Linked DNA regions of Homo sapiens: region 1 is linked to region 2. A link is a loop called in an ENCODE intact Hi-C map of the cell type or tissue named here. Cell type or tissue: GM12878. All regions are shown on one strand. Links, peaks and the distances in the headings refer to the core of each region. The heading gives the core; the rest is flanking DNA. Region 1 has its middle 62 kb from the start of EEF2KMT. Region 2 holds the start of LOC105371067 (a long non-coding RNA gene).

Region 1 (8,744 bases), core at 1,210-6,209, 49 kb after region 2:
AATACAAAACATAGCCAGGCACGGTGGCAGGTGTCTGTAATCCCAGCACTATGGGAGGCTGAGGCATGAAAATCACTTGAACCCAGGAGGCGGAAGCTGCAGGGATCCATGATCATGCCACTGCACTCCAGCCTGGGCAAGAGAGTGAGACTCTGTCTCAAAAAAAAAAAACTGTGCTTAATAATAGCTTGGAAGTGCACATACCTTCTGTGAAGGTTGATAGACTACAATTAGCTTCAAAACACAAATAAGTAGCTGTGTTTAAATGAGGCCTTCTGTGTAATAGCTAGGGAAAATCAATGTAGCTATTCACATTTTGGTTCCCCTTCCAGAAACAGAGAAGTTGCCCGTGACTCTGTGATCCTTTTTGTCCAATGAACCATGAGCAGGAGCAACTTGAGTCACCTTCAGGTGGAAGTGTTAAGAGGCTCTGTGATCCACCACATTCCCTTTCCCCTGAAGTGGTGATCAATGACACATGCAGAGATGGGGCTTTTGTCAGCCTGGATCCCTGAGTGAACACAATGAACAGACCACCCCACAATGCCCTAACACAGCCCAGATATGCAACGTGACCAAGAATAAGCCTCACTGTGGCCAGGCACGGTGGCTCACACCTGTCATCCCAGCACTTTGGGAGGCCAAGGCAGGTGGATCATTTGAGGTCAGGAGTTCAAGACTAGCCTGGCTAACATGGTGAAATCCTTTCTCTACCAAAAGTATAAAAATTAGCCAGAAAATAGTGGCACGGGCCTGTAATCCCAGCTACTCAGGAGGCACGAGAATCACTGAGTCTGGGAGGCAGAGGTTGCAGTGAGCTGAGATTGCGCCACTGCACTGTAGTCTGGGTGACAGAGTGAGACCCTGTCTCAAAAACAAACAAACAAATACCTCACTGCATGAACCCACTGAGATTTGGGGATTGTTGTTACTGCAGCAGAACCCAAATCATCCCGACCGCTAGACTGTCCTAACTAGGGTTTCTTACCAAAAGCAAAGGCATTTTTAAAGTTCATGACATTTAAACCAAAGAGTAAATACCAATATCTGTCACTTTGTCAGGCTAACAAAGTGACAAAGTAACAAAGGCCAAACAAAGCAAATGCCAGAAGTTAAAAGAAACAGATCATTAGGTTAAAAACAGAACTGTGAAAACAGGCACAATTGACTTCATATAGTGATTGCAAAGAACATCAGGCAAGACACAGGTGTGGTCATATCATTTATCACATGCTTAATTGCACATGTTTGCCTAAGAAAAACACAAAGTATTTAAGCTCATCTGTAGTTCAAAGTGCCTATCCGTGTATTTATCCATTCATCCTTATTTATTTATTGAGCAACTCTTTTGTGCCAGGCACTGTGCTGGGTGCTGGTAATGCAATGATGAAGATGGCAGGCACGACTCTGCCCTCCAGGAGTTTCTAGGATATGGAGGGAGACAAACAAAAAATAAGTAAATCCATGAAAGAAGTATTGGTGGAACCTGCCCCCAGTATTTCAACGTATGTTCTTTCTATTTTCCATAAGTGTCAGCCACCTGAGAAATAGACAGTACAAAGAGAGGCATTATACAGCTGGGCCGCTGGGGGTGACATTACATATCGGTAGGACAGTGATGCCCCCTGAGTCTCAGACCAGCAAGTTTTTATTAAGGGTTTCAAAAGGGGAGGGGGTGTAAGAACAGGGAGTAGGTACAAAGATCACATGCTTCCAAGGGCAAAAAGCAGGACTACTAATAAGGGTCCAACAAAGATCACATGCTTCTGAGGGAACAGGACAAAGGGCAAAGGCAGAACTACTGGTAAGGGTCCAGCAAAGATCACAAGGCAAAGGGCAAAAGCAGAAGATAAGGGTCTATGATCAGCGGTGCACGTATTGTCTTGATAAACATCTTAAACAACATAAAACAGGGTTCGAGAGCAGAGAACCAGTCTGACCACAGATTTACCAGGGCGGAGTTTTTCCCCACCCTAGTAAGCCTTTGGGTACTGCAGGAGACCAGGGCGTATCTCAGTCCTTATCTCAACAGCATAAGACAGACATTCCCAGAGCAGCCATTTATAGACCTCTCCCCAGGAATGCATTCCTTTCCCAGGGTATTAACATTAATATTCCTTGCTAGGAAAAGAACTTAGCGATATCTCTCCTACTTGCACGTCTGTTTATAGACTCTCTGCAAGAAGAAACATATGGCTCTTTTTGCCCGACCCTGCAGTCAGTCAGACCTTATGGTTGTCTTCCCTTGTTCCCTAAAAATCGCTGTTATTCTCTTCTTTTTCAAGGTGCACTGATTTCATATTGTTGAAACACGTTTTACAATCAATTTTTAGAGTTAACACAATTATCACAGCCGTCCTGAGGTGATGTACATCCTCAGCTAATAAATATAACAGGATTAAGAGATTAAAGTAAAGACAGGCATAAGAAATTATAAAAGTATTATTTGGGAACTGATAAATGTTCATGAAATCTTCACAATTTATGTTGCTCTGCCGCGGCTCCAGCCAGTCCCTCCATTTGGGGTCCCTGACTTCCTGCAACAAGAAATAATAGAGGTTAAGGTGGAGAAGAGCAAGGAAGTCCACTTTACAAAGCAGTCAGGAAAGAGCTCTCTGTGGAAGCACCATTTTAGCTGAGACCTAAAGGATGGTCTAATTTGGGGAGGTGCAGAGGAAAATCATTCCAGGCTGAAGCAGCAAGTGCAAAGGCCCTGTTGTGGAGAAAGATTTGAAAGTCCAAGAAAACAAAAGAAGGCCAGAGTGGCTGAAATAGAGTAGGCCAAGGGGAGGAGATAGGAGAGGGCTGGAGATGTGGCAGGAACAGGCAGAAGACTCGGGGTCTTGATTTTATTCTATGTGCCATGGGCAGGAAAGGCAGGGATGAGAATCAATGGAAACCTTAAGATCAGTGAAGCTGCCAGGTGGGAAATGGATTGCTGAGCATGGAGGGCAGGTGCAGAGGACCAGTTAAGACCAGTTAGGAGGCTGCTGCTGTAGCCCAGCTGGGATAAGGGTGTCCTAGGCAAAGATAACGACAGTGAAGATAGAGAGAGTGGACAAGTTGGATAAAGTTTAGAATCACAGGACTTGCTGACTGGAGAAGAGGGCAAAAGCAGAGTTAGCACAACACATGAGTTATGACCACCTTGAGCAGCTGAGCAGGGGGTGGTGCCATTTACAGAACAGAGATGGCACAGACAGAGCCCATGGAGAAGGAGGAGGAAAAGGAGAGTTTGGCTTTGGGTTTTTTTAAGACAGGGTCTGGCTCTGTCACCCAGGCTGGAGTGCAGTGGTGTGATCAGAGCTCTTTGCAGCCTCAAACTCCTGGGCTCAAGTGATCCTCCTACCTTAGCCTCCCAAGTAGCAGGACTCCAGATCCTACAGATGCACATCACCATGCCTAGCTAATTTTTTTTTTTTTTTTTTTTTTTTTTTTTGTAGACAGGGAGTCTCACTGTGTTTCCCAGGCTGGCTTCAAACTCCTGGCCTCAAGTAATCCTCCCACCTCGGCCTCTCATACCACTGGGATTACAGCCATCACCTACTCCTCCAAGCCACGAGTTTGGCTTTGGATGTCACAAGGTTGAGGTGTTCATGAGATGACAAGTGGAAAAAACAAGAAAGAAGTTGAGTGTTTAAGACTGCTGCTTGAAGGAGAAGTCTAGCCTCAAGGGAAAAGTTCAGGACTCATCAGCTGAGAAATGGAACTGAAAATTATGCAAATGGATGAGCTCAGCTAGCAAACAAGTCCAGAGAGAGCAGAAAGTCCAGAGAGAGCAGCACTGGGCTATGCACCTGGCCTAATGCTACCCCGCTCCTCGCAATCCCTGTGTTATGCTGGAGAGGGTTCAGCCTCTGGTGAGTTTCACCAAACCCCCACATCTCTTTCTTCTGAGACCTTCTCTAAAATCCTCTCTTTTATACTTAGTGAAAAGGGATTCTCTTTTTCCCATCCAGCTTAAGCAAAAACTTTTGACTATGAGAGGAATGAGGATGCATTTAGTATCTGTTCTGCACGGCTAATTCCATCAAAGATTTCTCATTATTCCTGCCTGGCAGTCTCATTTTCTTCTTTCGCCTCTCAGAGCACAGTCGTAGGCTTAATTACTGACCTTTTCACCCTTCTAACACCAGCGATTTCCCCCATCTCAGTTCTCAGGAAGTTCTGTTCCCAGAATTATCTCCTGAATCCTCACCTGGGGATAGAAATTGTTCTCTGTGGCCGTGTCTTCTCCTCTAATTCTTATCAAAAAACTCAGTGATCTCTGTGCATCAAATATTAAACTCAAGCTTAACAGATCATGCTTCTGGCTTCTCTCTCTCTCTGGCCTGTGGGTTAACAGGTTTGCAACCTTTGCAGAGAAGACTCCAAATTCTCAGGAGGCCAGTTTCCAAGGGTGCTGGTCACTCTTGCTCTCTTTCTCCTGCTCAAAATTCAGCACTAGAGAGTGTTACACCATTGCATCTGCAGAGGAGTTCATCTGACTCTAGGGACTACAGAGGAGGGAGACGGACAAACTAACAGGCATTCAGAAAATGGCTACCACGATGGGGAAGAAAATGAAAGTCAAAACAAATAAGCAATCGTCAAAAAAAAAAAAATCTGGAGGCCAGCTGCAGTGGCTCACACCTGTAATCCCAGCACTTTGGGAGGCAGAGGCAGGTGGATGGCTTGAGATCAGGAGTTCGAGACCAGCCTGGGCAACATAGTGAAATCACATCTCTACTAAAAATACAAAAATTAGCCAGGTGTGGTGGCAGGCGCCTGTAATCCCAGCATTTTGAGAGGCTGAGGTGGGCGGATCACCTGATGTCAGGAGTTGGAGACCAGCCTGGCCAACATGGTGAAACCCTATTTCTATTAAAAAACACAAAAATTAGCCAGGTGTGGTGGCAGATGCCTGTAATCCCAGCTACTTGGGAGGCTGAGACAGGAGAATTGCTTGAACCCAGGGGGCAGAGGTTGCGGCGAGCAAAGATTGCACCACTGCACTCCAGTGTGGGCGACAGTGAGACTTTGTTTCAAAAAAAAAAAAAAAAAGAAAAAAAACACATAGAGATGTCCATCCAGGCTGAAGAGAATATTCCAGAGCAAGGGTTGGGACACTACGGCCCATGGGCCAAATCTGACCTGCTTGCACATGTTTTTGTCAATAAAGTTTTATTGCAACACAGCCATGCCCATTTGCTACATATTGTCTGTGGCTGCTGGATTAGGCTGTTCTCTCATGCTATAAATACCTGAGACTGGGTAATGTATAAAGAAAAGTGGTTTAATTGGCTCACAGTTTTGTAGGTTGTACAGGGAGCATGACACTGACATCGCTGAGCTTCTGTGGAGGCCTCAGGAAACTTACAATCATGGCAGAAGGTGAAGCGGGAGCAAGAGAATGAGGAGGGAGGTGCTACACACTCACAAGCAACCAGATATTGCAAGAACTCACTCACTATTGCAAGGACAGGACCAAAAGCATGATGCTAAGTCATTCATGAGAAATCCACCCCCATGATCAAGTCTCTTCCCACCAGGCCCCACCTCTAACACTGGGGGTTACATTGCAACATCAAATTTGGGCAGGGACACATATTCAAACTATATCAGCTGCTTTCATGCTATGGGTGGCAGAGTTGAGAAACTACTACAAGAGACTGTATGGCCCACGAAGTCTAAAACATTTACTATCTGATGCTTTCAAGAAAAAGTTTACAAACCCTGCTCTTGAAAAGGAAGGGAAGGAAGAGGAGAGGAGTAAGGCAGGAAGGAGCAGAGAGGGACATGGGGCCGTATTCAAACATCTGTTGTTAAGACAGAGAAATTCAATTTATTTGTCATGGCAAAAGTTATCAAACTAGGAGCACTCCATTAAAGTTTCAGGACAAACACTGTGCTGAATATAAGGATGACCCCATCCAACAGGCACATAATCCACTCTAAAAGACTGTCCCGGGGTAGTGAAGATGATGTTGCTGGAAATATCCTTAAATGACATGTGGATGAGCTCCCCCAGAGGCATACATGTTGAGCTAAATACTTTGCTGATGAAGGGTACAAGTTGAAGCGGTTTTGAAAGGCAGAGTGAGGTTCCTCAGAAGGCTGTTGCTACAGAAAGCCAGGAGGAGAAATTACATGGCCAGATAGAGTGGCATGACCATTAGATAAGGGTTTTTTGTTTTTTTGTTTGTTTTTGAGATGGAGTTTTGCTCTTGTTGCCCAGGCTGGAGTGCAATGGCACGATCTCAGCTCACCGCAACCTACACCTCCCAGGTTCAAGCGATTCTCCTGCCTCAGCCCCCCTAGTAGCTGGGATTACAGGCATGTGCCACCACACCTGGCTAATTTTGTATTTTTAGTAGAGACGGGGTTTCTCCATGTTGGTCTGGAACTCCCGACCTCAGGTGATCCGCCCACCTTAGCCTCCCAAAGTGCTGGGATTACAGGCGTGAGCCATCGTGCCCAGCCTGGATGAGGGTCTTTAGCAAAGATGGAAGTTTTGGTACCTTGCAATATAATCTCTTCATTTATGTCCTCCTGAAATCTTTACTAATAGCACATTTTGTCAATGTTTCTGGGGTCGTACTGAGAGGGACTTAAAGGAGATGTGATGTGGCAGCCTTTGACTCAAGGGAGTATCATACTAGCTGACAGAGATCTGGGTACATGCCAGTTGAACCCACCCTTCTGAGGATGTGATAGATCCTGGGAGGCCACTCTGATCCTGCCAACCTTGAGGCCAGATGAGTCTTTGAAAAACACGGTTTGGCTTAACACCAGCACTTAGTCTAATACCCACCATGAATCTTGCTGAACTGAAGCTACACAAATACCTTTTCAAAAGATGTTTTTCATTCCATATCCTTCTTACAAATTCCTAAGGCTCAATGCTGTGTGGAAGATTCTAAGAAAGAAAATAGTTTCCAATCTTTGGGATTCCCCTGAGATGGTCCAATCAGCAAAAAGTTCATTGCCATTTCCATCAAGGACACTGAGAACAAGAGTCTTATCCGGATTGGATCCTGGGAATTGAGAAGCTTCAGCAGGTGGGAAATGCACCCTCCACAGGCTCACACCCTTGTGGGCTATTTCAGTTACCTATTGCACCTAAAATTAGAAACTTTAAACCACCAAAAGTCATTATTGCTCATGACCCTGTGAGTTGCATGGGGAATTCCTGGCTGGTTTAACCTGGGCTCATTTGTGTGGCTACCTGCAGCTGGAGGGCCAGCTGGGCGGAACACCCAGGACAGCCTGACACATGTGCCTGGCAGTTGGTGCTGGCTGTCAGCCGGGGAGCCTTGTTTTCCTCCATGTGGCCCCTCGCCCTCCAGAGCCCCTTTCCAAATGGCACTTTAAGCAGGATAGTCAAGGCTTGCTTGGTGCCAGCATCCAAGAGGGCAAAAATATGGAAACTACGAGAGGGCTCTCAAGGCCTAAGACTATATGAACCTCAAAAATCTGAGGTCTCAGTTAATTCAGAAAGTTTATTTTGCCAAGGTTGAGGATGCACGCCTGTGACACAGCCTCAGGAGGTCCTGACAACATGTGCCTAAGGCGGTAGGGACACAGCTTGGTTTTACACATTTTAGAGAGACATGAGACATCAAACAATATGTGTAAGATGTACATTGGTTCAGTCTGGAAAGGCGGGACAACTCCAGGTGAAGGTGAGACAACTCGAAGCAGGGAGGGGCTTCCAGGTCATAGGTAGTTAAGAGACAAATGGTTGTGTTCTTTTTTTTTTTTTTTTAGCAAGTTTTTAATTTTTGTTATTGTACCTTTTAGTTCTATAATTTTTTTTATTATTATACTTTAAGTTTTAGGGTACACGTGCACATGGTGCAGGTTAGTCACATATATATACATGTGCCATGTTGGTGCGCTGCACCCACTAACTCATCATCTACCATTAGGTATATCTCCCAGTGCTATCCCTCCCCCCTCCCCCCACCCCAAAACAGTCCCCAGAGTGTGATATTCCCCTTCCTGTGTCCATGTGATCTCATTGTTCAATTCCCACCTATGAGTGAGAATATGCGGTGTTTGGTTTTTTGTTCTTGCGATAGTTTACTGAGAATGATGATTTCCAATTTCATCCATGTCCCTACAAAGGACATGAACTCATCATTTTTTATGGCTGCATAGTATTCCATGGTATATAGGTTGTATTCTTTTGAGTTCCTGATTAGCCTCTCCAAATGAGGCAATTAGATATACATTTATCTCAGTGAGCAAAGGGGTGACTTTGAATAGAATGGGAGGTAGGTTTGCCCTGAGCAGTTCCCAGCTTGACTTTTCTCTAGCTTAGTAACTTTTTTTGGGCGGGGAGGGGGTGGCGGGGCAGAGTCTCACTCTGTTGCCCAGGCTGGAGTGCAGTGGTGCGATCTCGGCCTCACTGCAACCTCCACCTCCAGGGTTCAAGCAATTTTCCCTGCCTCAGCCTCCCGAGTAGCTGGGATGACAGGCGCCTGCAACCACGCCTGGCTAATTTTCACATTTTTTAGTAGAGACAAGGTTTCGTCATGTTGGCCAGGCTGGTCTTGAACTCCTGACCTCAGGTGATCTGCCCTCCTCAGCTTCCCAAAGTGCTGGGATTACAGGTGTGAGCCACCAAGCCTGGCCTAGCTTAGTGATCTTGGGGCCCCAAGGTTTATTTTCCTTTCACGGCTAGAAGTTGGTCACTATCACTTTGGCAGCATTCCACTGGCCAAAGCAAGTCATAGGCAGCCCAGATTCATGTAGAGGAA
Region 2 (8,744 bases), core at 2,239-7,238:
TTCATTTCCTTATAATGCCTAAAGCTCTACTAATTAGAAACTCATTTGAGATAACTAGTAACCAATTTAAAAATGCAAACACCTCCTGGGGCTAGCCAGAGTCCTCCAAACAGTCATGTAAATTGGTTCTGTCAAGGATTTCCTCCTACCCCCTACTGAGAGCCAGTTGCAAGGAGAGACTAGGGAAGGGCATTGGGTAACTTTGTTGCTAAAAGCTGTTCTGGATAGAGACGTTTGGGAAAAGAAGCAAATAAAGTTCAGCAGAAGAGGTAAGAAAGTAAGTTTATGTTTGGCCAGGCATGGTGGCTCACACCTATAATACCAGCATTTTGGGAGGCGGAGGTGGGCAGATCACGAGATCAAGAGGTCGAACCATCCTGGCCAACATGGTGAAGCCCCGTCTCTACTAAAAATTCAAAAATTAGTTGGTCGTGATGGCGCACGCCTGTAATCCCAGCTACTCCGGAGCCTGAGGCAGGAGAATCACTTGAACCCGGGAGGCAGAGGTTGCAGTGGGCCGAGATCATGCCACTGCATTCCAACCCAGCGACAGAACAAGACTCTGTCTCATAAAACAAAACCAAGCAAACAAAAAAAGTAAGCTTATTTTTAAGCCTGAACAAGTGTAGTGGTTTAAGGGATCTGCAAATATGGCCCCAATCAGGCTACAAGACGTGGCAGCAACATTTACACCCAGTCACTCCTGGCCGGCTGAGCCACTTTTCAAAACACCCTTGCACAGCTGTGCAGAGTGGCTGGCTCCACTGGCAGCCAGCAGAGCCATAACTCACATTGTCACCACTCCTCTCAAACCCCTTCGGTAAGCACTTTTAATCAATGCAACAGGAATAAACAGTTGCTGCAGAGCGGCAATGTGCAGGGAGGAACATGGTTCCACTCAGGCTCAGAAAGCAAAACCTCCTGGCTGTTTGCATCTATGCGAGAGCTCACAGGAAAAGCCCTCTGTGTGGCTGCCAGCCTCACACACTCCCCCCAAGGGGTGAGTTTCTCTTTCCATGTTAATCTATGCTCTGACGTGCCATCTGTCAACCACCACACCATTCTCACTTGACATTTCAAAGCATCTTTGCCCTGTGAATGGTCACCAGCCCTGCCCTGCAAGCCCCCAGGTGACATTGAACTTAAATGAGAGAGAAAACAGGTTTCGGGGTGGATTTCAGTTCAGCATCTTGGAGTCTCTGTGTGGACATGAAATCTGTCTCCCCAGCTGTGGGCTGCATCCCTCTTTGTCATCTGGTTTGGTTCTTGGGGACTTAGAAACTCGTGGGCACCTTTGCAATTTGTCAAGAAGCTGCACCGCCCTTCCAACAAAAGCAAGCAATAGGAACAGAACCCCAAGGCTTTAGATCAAGGTGCAACTTAAAGCAGCCTCAGGATAAAAGCAAACAGGAGTCAGAGGGATGCCTAAGGCAGAGTCTAGTCCCCAGGGCAGCTATAAGGCAAAGAGAAAGACAAACAGAGAGAGAAAGAGACAGAGAGAGATGGGAGGAGACATGAGGCACCCAGGCCTCTGCATCAAAATCCCTACAAGAGGGGCTTCCTAAAAATGCAGGAGGCTGAGGTGGGCGCATACAGAAGTTCAAGACTAGCCTGGGCAACACAGCAAGACCCTGTCTTCACAAAAAATACAAAAATTAGCCAAGTGTGGCAGTGTATGCCTGTGGTCCCAGCCACCCAGGAGGCTGAGGTGGGAGGATGGCTTGAGCCCAGGAGGTAGAGACTGCACTAAGCTGAGACAGTACCACTGCACTCCAGCCTGGGTGACGGAGTGAGACTTCATCTCAAAAAAATTTAAAAATTTTTTTAAAAAGGATCACCCTGGCTACTTGAATGGATGATAAGAAGGTAAGAGCAGAAGCAAGGAGACCAGCAGGGAGATTCTGCAGGTGGGAGTCCACAGTGGCTCAGACCAGGCTGGCGCTGAAGACCGGCTGGATTCTGTATGTATTTTAATGATGAAGCAACTCACTGACTCTTGAAGAGTGGGCTCTAGGAGACTGTATTTTTAACAAGCTCTCAGAGGATTCCAATGCAGGCTGAAGTTGAAGAACTACTGATTTAGGTGAAACTTCTGTTTCATCCTTGGGGAAGTACCTACTGACTTTTCTCCAAGCCACCTCAAAAGAGGCACTAGACAAGATGTGCTCCAGTGTCTGAACATGTGTGCACAGCTCTAGAGCAGACCTCAGGACACTGAGTCAAAGGTTAGGAGTACAACAGTGAACAACCACCGTCCTCTTTTCAATGAGCTTTGCATTTAATGAGAGAAATAAAAAGCAAAAAAAAAAATCATTTTCAACTCAGAATGGTAAAAGTTGTGGTGACAGCATGCCTGGGGCAATGGGAGCACATAGAAGGGGCACCCAATAGGCCAGGTGCAGTTGTTCATGCCTGTAATCCCACCACTTTGGGAGCCCGAGGTGGGTGGATCACTTGAGGCCAGGAGTTTGAAAACAGCCTGGTAAACATGGTGAAATCCTGTCTTTAATAAAAATACAAAAAAATTAGCCGCGTGTGGTGGCGGGCACCTGTAATTCCAGATTTTCGGAAGGCTGAGGTGGGAGAATTGCTTGAACCCGGGAGGTGGAGATTGCAGTGAGCCAAGATCGCACCACTGCACTCCAGCCTGGATGGCCAGAGCGAGACTCTGTCAAAAAAAAAAAAAAAAAAAAAAAAAAAAAAAAAAAAAAAAGCCAGGAGGTGGGTGGCCATCCAATCTATATCAGGTGGTCAGAAATCCTTCTCCATCACAGGACTCCTAAGTTGAAGACTAGAAAATGGTAGGAATTAGCCAGGTCGATAGGAGAGGTGTGGAAGATCATTCCCAGCAGAGGGAAGAGCATGTGCAAAAATCGAGACATGAGAGGGTGAGGAGCTGAGAGATGTTCATATAATTGTACAAAGTGACTAATGTAGAGGTAAGTTGGAGCCAAATTTTAAAGGCTCTTTGTCATGTTTATCCTGTAGACTAAGGGAGACAGTAGATGTTTTTAGGCAGGGGAGTAATGATCCACTTTGTGCTATAAAAAGAGCAGTCTGGCTGGAGGACAGTGGGAGGTGAGTAGACTAGGTAGGAGGCTGCAATACACCAAGTGAGAGAAGATGGTTGGCTGGACCAAGGCTGTGGCAGTGAGGATGGAGAGGAGACAGTAGACTAACTTGACTGAGAAAGAGGGAGGAATGCAGGATGAGGCCCAGGTGTTTTGGAAGCTGGGTGGATGGTGGTGTGTATCTGATGTGGTGAGCCCAGGCAGAAGAGGAAATCAGGAGAGGAAAGGTAACATGAGGTCAATGCAAGACAGACAGCCAAGTGGAGATAACCAGTGGGCAGTTGGATTCATCAGCCTGGAGTTATACAGAGAGGTCTGGAATGAAAATAAAGAGGAAAGGACTTTGGGAATAGGTGAATCCTCCCAGAATAATGTGTAGAGAAAGGAGAATAGAACACAGGGGACAGAAAAAGGGAAGAGATTTGTTATTAAAACCAACCATCCATCAGACATCTTCTAATAAAACACTTGTTAGAGGTTTCCTCAGTGTGAGTTATTCAGGACCAGAGCTAAAGACCATATTCCCAATAAAATCACTGCTGGGAAGGTCTTCATGAAAACATTTAATGCTGCTTTTAAAACAACAACAACAACAACAAAAAGGCTTTAGCTACTGCACAGACCCTGGAGCAATTTTTCGGCAAGAGTCTGTCAAACACGAATCTGATCTGACTCAAGGAGGTGTCATATCAAGTGTAAAAATCCAATTTCAATGTCCATAAGAGCCTTTCTGCCAGGTACAAGACCCTAATCCAGTTGAAGTGATTTTCTATTGATTAATAGGCTGGGAATACACAGGTTGTTGGTTTTTGAGATTTCCTTTCCTGTGCCTTCATGCCAGCTGTGAAAGAGTCAAAAGGCTCCTAACTGTCAAAATAAAAATGACACTTGGTCACAGAGGAAACAGATTATAGGTCAATCACCTTGATGACTTTTTAACTATGAGAAGCCATTAATGTTACTGAATAAGCAAATCTGTTTGCATAGCCAGATTTTTATAGGCTACTGGGGATAAAGGTTTTCCTAAGTGGGTGATTTGTACAACGATAGCCTTTGGGTCTCTGATGGAACAGCTCTGATAAGGAAATGTTCCTTTAATTATGTGCAAGGCCAATTACCACGTTATAGCCACATTGTTTTGCAGATTGCATATAATTTCACCATTTCATAGCTTCAGCACTATAATTCTGGAGAAAATTCAGGCACCAAGAAGACACTTGAGGCACATTATGCTGGAGATAAAGATGTTTTAGCGAATTCAATTTAAGCTACAACATTAAAGTTATTTTGTTGAATAAAACATAATGCAATAATGAGCTTGTGTATGTCAACTCTATAGTGGAGGTAATAATAGCTAGAGAGAGCATGTCCCCTCTCTTCTTTTTCATGCTCATTAGAGTAATAGATAATGCTATAGAGAGAACCTTTCTCTAATATGTGCTTCATCTCAGGCTAAGCGTGTTTTGTGCAACTGCACTTCAAGAAAAAAAAAAAAGGTAAAGGAACTAATTTGGGAGCCATTCACAAAAGTGCTACCACTTGATGTTATTTTATACTCTGAGATTTCTTATTCCCAGTGCCTACCAGGAATGGACTTTCTGGAGAAGCTCAGATTAATCACTCCTTATATACTTGGTACTGGGAGGTATGTATGGAGCAAGTGAAGAAATCAGCAGAGTGAAAACTGAGGGACAACAACACGATGGAGGAAAGGCAAAGTTACTGCCATGTTGCTTTCAATTCTGCCACTCATGAGTGAGACCCATGACCTCCTCTCTCTAGGACTCTGTTGTTCTTATCTGTAAAGTGGAGGAATAGAAGGGCCTTTTAAAGTATTAACATTTCCTGACCTATCTGTAAAACACTTTCATTCAAACTGATGGGAATCTTGACTACTTTGCCAAGAGGACATAATCATCATCAAGCTGAATGCAACAAACAACATTGCCTGAAACTATCTAAGCAAAAACTGAGAAAGTTACACAGGACAGACAAACCTCCTATAAGAGTAAGAACTCTTTAGCACATGCTCAGTGTGTCAAAGACAATGCTGTGTTCACACCATTCCTCTTCTTGGACATGCAGAAAGACTACATTTCCCAGCATCCCTTGCAGTTAGTTTAGAACCATGTGACTGCATTTCCACCAATAGGAATGTAAGAAATCACTTCAGGGCCAAGGTTATCAAAGGCAAGTGTGAGCTATGTTTCCTCTCTTCCCATCCACATGGCTACAAGTGAAAAACTCTGAGATGGCAGAATTAAATGATGGAAACCTCCAGGATCTGTGAATCACTGTTGGACAAGGGCCCCCAAGGAGAACACCTGCCCTGCACCAGACTATGCTATGGGTGTCAACCCACTGAGAGTTCAGGGTTTATTCGTCTCAGCAGCATTGTCTAGTGTTACACTGACTAACATCCTAAGGTTTGAGAGATCTAGCATATTGCTAATTGAAGCTAGATTCCAGTTACACTGAGAATCTTATCTATTTAAAAATAAAAACTCTTCTTAAAAAAACAAATAATCCACATTCCTTTTAACCACATGTGGCACATTTGCAAAAAACAACAACAACAACAACAACAACTGGCCACAGCCACATATTAGGCCATAAAGAAGTCTCAACAAAATCCACTATACGATTGACAATGTCCAGACCACATTTTCCTGACCATAATGCAACAAAATTAGAAGTCAACAGAAAGAAGATAGCTAAACACAAGCTATCTTTAATTTGGAAAATTAAAAATATCCTTTCATGAGTTAAAGGAAAAATCACAATAGAAATTACTAAATATTTACAACTGAACGAAAACAAAACTTTATATATATATATGTGTATATATATATACATATATATATATGTATATATATATTGTGTGTGTGTGTGAGTCTTCCAACTTTGTTCTTCTTTTACAAGGTTATTTGGGAAATTCTGGGTCTCCTGCAATTCCTCATACAATTTTATGCTGTTTGTCCATTTCTGTGGCTGAGATGAACTTGTTGTAGTTCTCATAGACCAGGGTCTGCATATCGCTGTCTAGAGCCCGGATCTGCCGCACCATGTCTGTCTCACTGTCCTCAGCTGGGCCAGAGGGCACTCTCGACGCAGCTTGCCTAGGTAAACTTCCGGGTCGAAGTGCACCCCGTTCAGATCAGTCGTGTCCAGGGGTTCGGGCCCCGCGGGGCGTCCCGCCGCCTCCCCTTCCGAGAAGCCATAGTAAAGCATCCCGTGTGCCTTCCGCCGACGCTCCGGAGCCTCCCCCTCGGGCCCTTCTGGGGAGTCCCCAGGTCCAGACCCCGGGCTATGTCCAGCAGCAGCTGCCGCCGCCATAGCTCCAACTGCAGCCCACGGGTGTAACTTTTTATATTTTTAAGTTGGATACATCAAGCTACTTGGCTTTTGCTTTCATCACATCATTGAGGAAAGCGGTGGTTGCTTATGGTACCCCTGTTTTTACTGCAACCTGTAATGGATGAGAATCTCCCTGTTGCAAAGAGCAAAACACTGAACTAAATTGTGCTGCAACACAGCCCTGTGTTGGGGGACTGGGAGTGATCATGCAAACAGCTGCAAATTTGCACACTGACAGAGGCAATTGTTTGGGCAGCTGTTCACTATATGAAAAGTCAATTGACCAAAAGTCAGTTACTGAGCTATCTCAATACTTTCATTTTATTTTAACTTTTGGCAGCAGGTTGCAATTAGAGGTGAGAAAGGAAACAAAGTGGTAAGTATAAGATAATGTACACACATGTGTAAAAGAAAATGACAAGACCGAATGACTATTTGTCTTTTTGTTAGCTCCTTGGGCTCTATGTCTCCCTCCTCAGAGAACCTCGTTTTCCTTTGTCCAGATTTGTTAGGGCGGATAATCCAGGCATCTGCTACCCCATGATGGAAGCCAAAGATGTCCCTGGAGACGCCTCCCACTGCATCCTTTCCTGCATTGCCCAAATGGTCACAACTCAGCCAAGTAGACTCCCTCTCAGAACTTTGGTCTTGAGCAAAGGGATTCAAGGGTGAAGTGACTGAAGGTCTGTCCTTCTAAAGTGGTAGGTGAGCTAATGGCTGAAGTTTACCAAGCCCTTCGAAGCACTTTTTTCTTAATTTTTATTTATTTGTTTATTTGAGACAAAGTCTCGCTCTGTCGCCCAGGCTGGAGTGCAGTGGTGCGATCTCGGTTCACTGCAACCTCTGCCTCCTAGGTTCAAGGGAGTCTCCTGCCTCATCCTCCCCAGTAGCTGGGATTACAGGCACGTGCCACCACTCCTGGCTAATTTTTTTTTGTATTTTTAGTAGAGACAGGTTTTTACCATGTTGGCCAGGCTGGTCTCAAACTCCTGGCCTCAAGGAATCCACCTGCCTCGGCCTCCCAAAGTGCTGAAATTATACATGTGAGCCACCACGCCCAGCCCCAAGTACTTTTTATATACCAACTCATTTAAACTTCACAGTAATACTGAGATGAGTAATATCATCACCATTTTACAGATCAGAAAACTGAGGCAGAAAGCTGTTAAATAGCCTGCCCCATGTAGTAGAGTGAAAGACATGAACCCAGGCTGACTCCTGCACCTAACCTCTACACTGCACTTGTCAAGGTCCTCTGAAACTACCTGACTCCTGTCTGCTGCAAGCCTTGTTCTTCAGGAGGACCTTATTTCTGCCAGTTCCCCAACAGCCTTCCAATAAAGTCCCTTTTTCTTCAAATATGCAAGTAGTTTTCTACTGTCTACGTCCAAAGAACTTTCAATGATATATTAAGGGAACATCAAACTGGGTATACTTGTAAATTTAGGCTTGAAAGTGTAATTTGAAAGTGGAAGTAGAGACTTAGAGCTCGCCAACTGCTATGGGTTTGTATGCGTATTAGGGTGATATGGGTTGGCTGTGTCCCTGCCAGAATCTCAATTTGTAGCTCTCACAATTCCCAAGTGTCATGGGAAGGACTCAGCAAGAGGTAACTGGATCATGGGGCGGGTCTTTCCCATGCTGTTCTCATGATAGTGAATAAATCTCACAAGGTCTGGCAGATTTATAAAGAGGAGGTCCTTTGCACAATTTCTCTCTTACCCACCACCATGTAAGAAGTCCCTTTGCTCTTCCTTCATCTTCTGCCATGACGGTGAGGCCTCCCTAGGCATGTGGAACCAAGCGGCATCCTGAAAATGCCACTAAGCCTCTTTTTCTTTATAAAGTACCCAGTTTCCGGTATGTCTTTATTAGCAGTGTGGAAACAGACTAATAAATAGGGTGAATAACAAAAACAAGATGCTGTAAAAAATGACCCCAAAATTTCAGAGGCCTAACTTAATCGAGATCTGTTGATTGCTGATGTCATGGGTGGTATGCATGGGGGAGGGGCAGGGTACCTCTGCTCTGCTCCATGCAGTCATTTAGGGATCGATGCTTCTTCCCAGACAGAACTTCACTGTCTTCAGCACGTGGCTTCTGAGGCTGGTAGGGAAGAATAAAGTGCACAGGATCCTGCAGGAGAGATTTTTTTATGGTCAAGTATAAAGATAGGCATTTATTGCTTCTCACTCATATTCCTCTAGCCAAAATGTAATCCCATGGCCCCAGACTGAACACAAGGGGACTGGGATGTATAATCTAGCAGAGTGCCCAGGAGCAAAATGAAACAGATTTGGAACACACGACCTCTTC

What was found. A loop is a pair of places that touch in the nucleus more often than their neighbours do. Peaks named below come from ENCODE experiments on the same cell type or tissue, not always from the same donor. Only the 100,000 strongest peaks of a DNase experiment are listed, where the experiment ranks them.
Region 1: it touches region 2 in a loop (3.0-fold over the local background); 1 of 110 quality-filtered maps calls a loop at or near these places.

Annotation. Positions count from the first base shown.
Region 1 is chr16:5,155,123-5,163,866 of GRCh38, reverse strand. No RefSeq gene overlaps it. Among named protein-coding and RNA genes, the nearest start is that of EEF2KMT, 62 kb to the right of the region's middle. RefSeq lists an enhancer at 7,041-7,320. In GM12878, for the core only: no CTCF peak of the experiment used is centred there; a DNase peak (open chromatin) is centred at 3,666; H3K4me3 peaks cover 1,202 bases; H3K27ac peaks cover 2,673 bases.
Region 2 is chr16:5,204,751-5,213,494 of GRCh38, reverse strand. It overlaps LOC105371067 (a long non-coding RNA gene), which reads right to left and starts at 8,564. Exons shown (of 3, transcript XR_001752067.2): 1 at 8,450-8,564. It also overlaps the pseudogene VPS51P1. RefSeq lists an enhancer at 1-507. In GM12878, for the core only: no CTCF peak of the experiment used is centred there; a DNase peak (open chromatin) is centred at 5,204.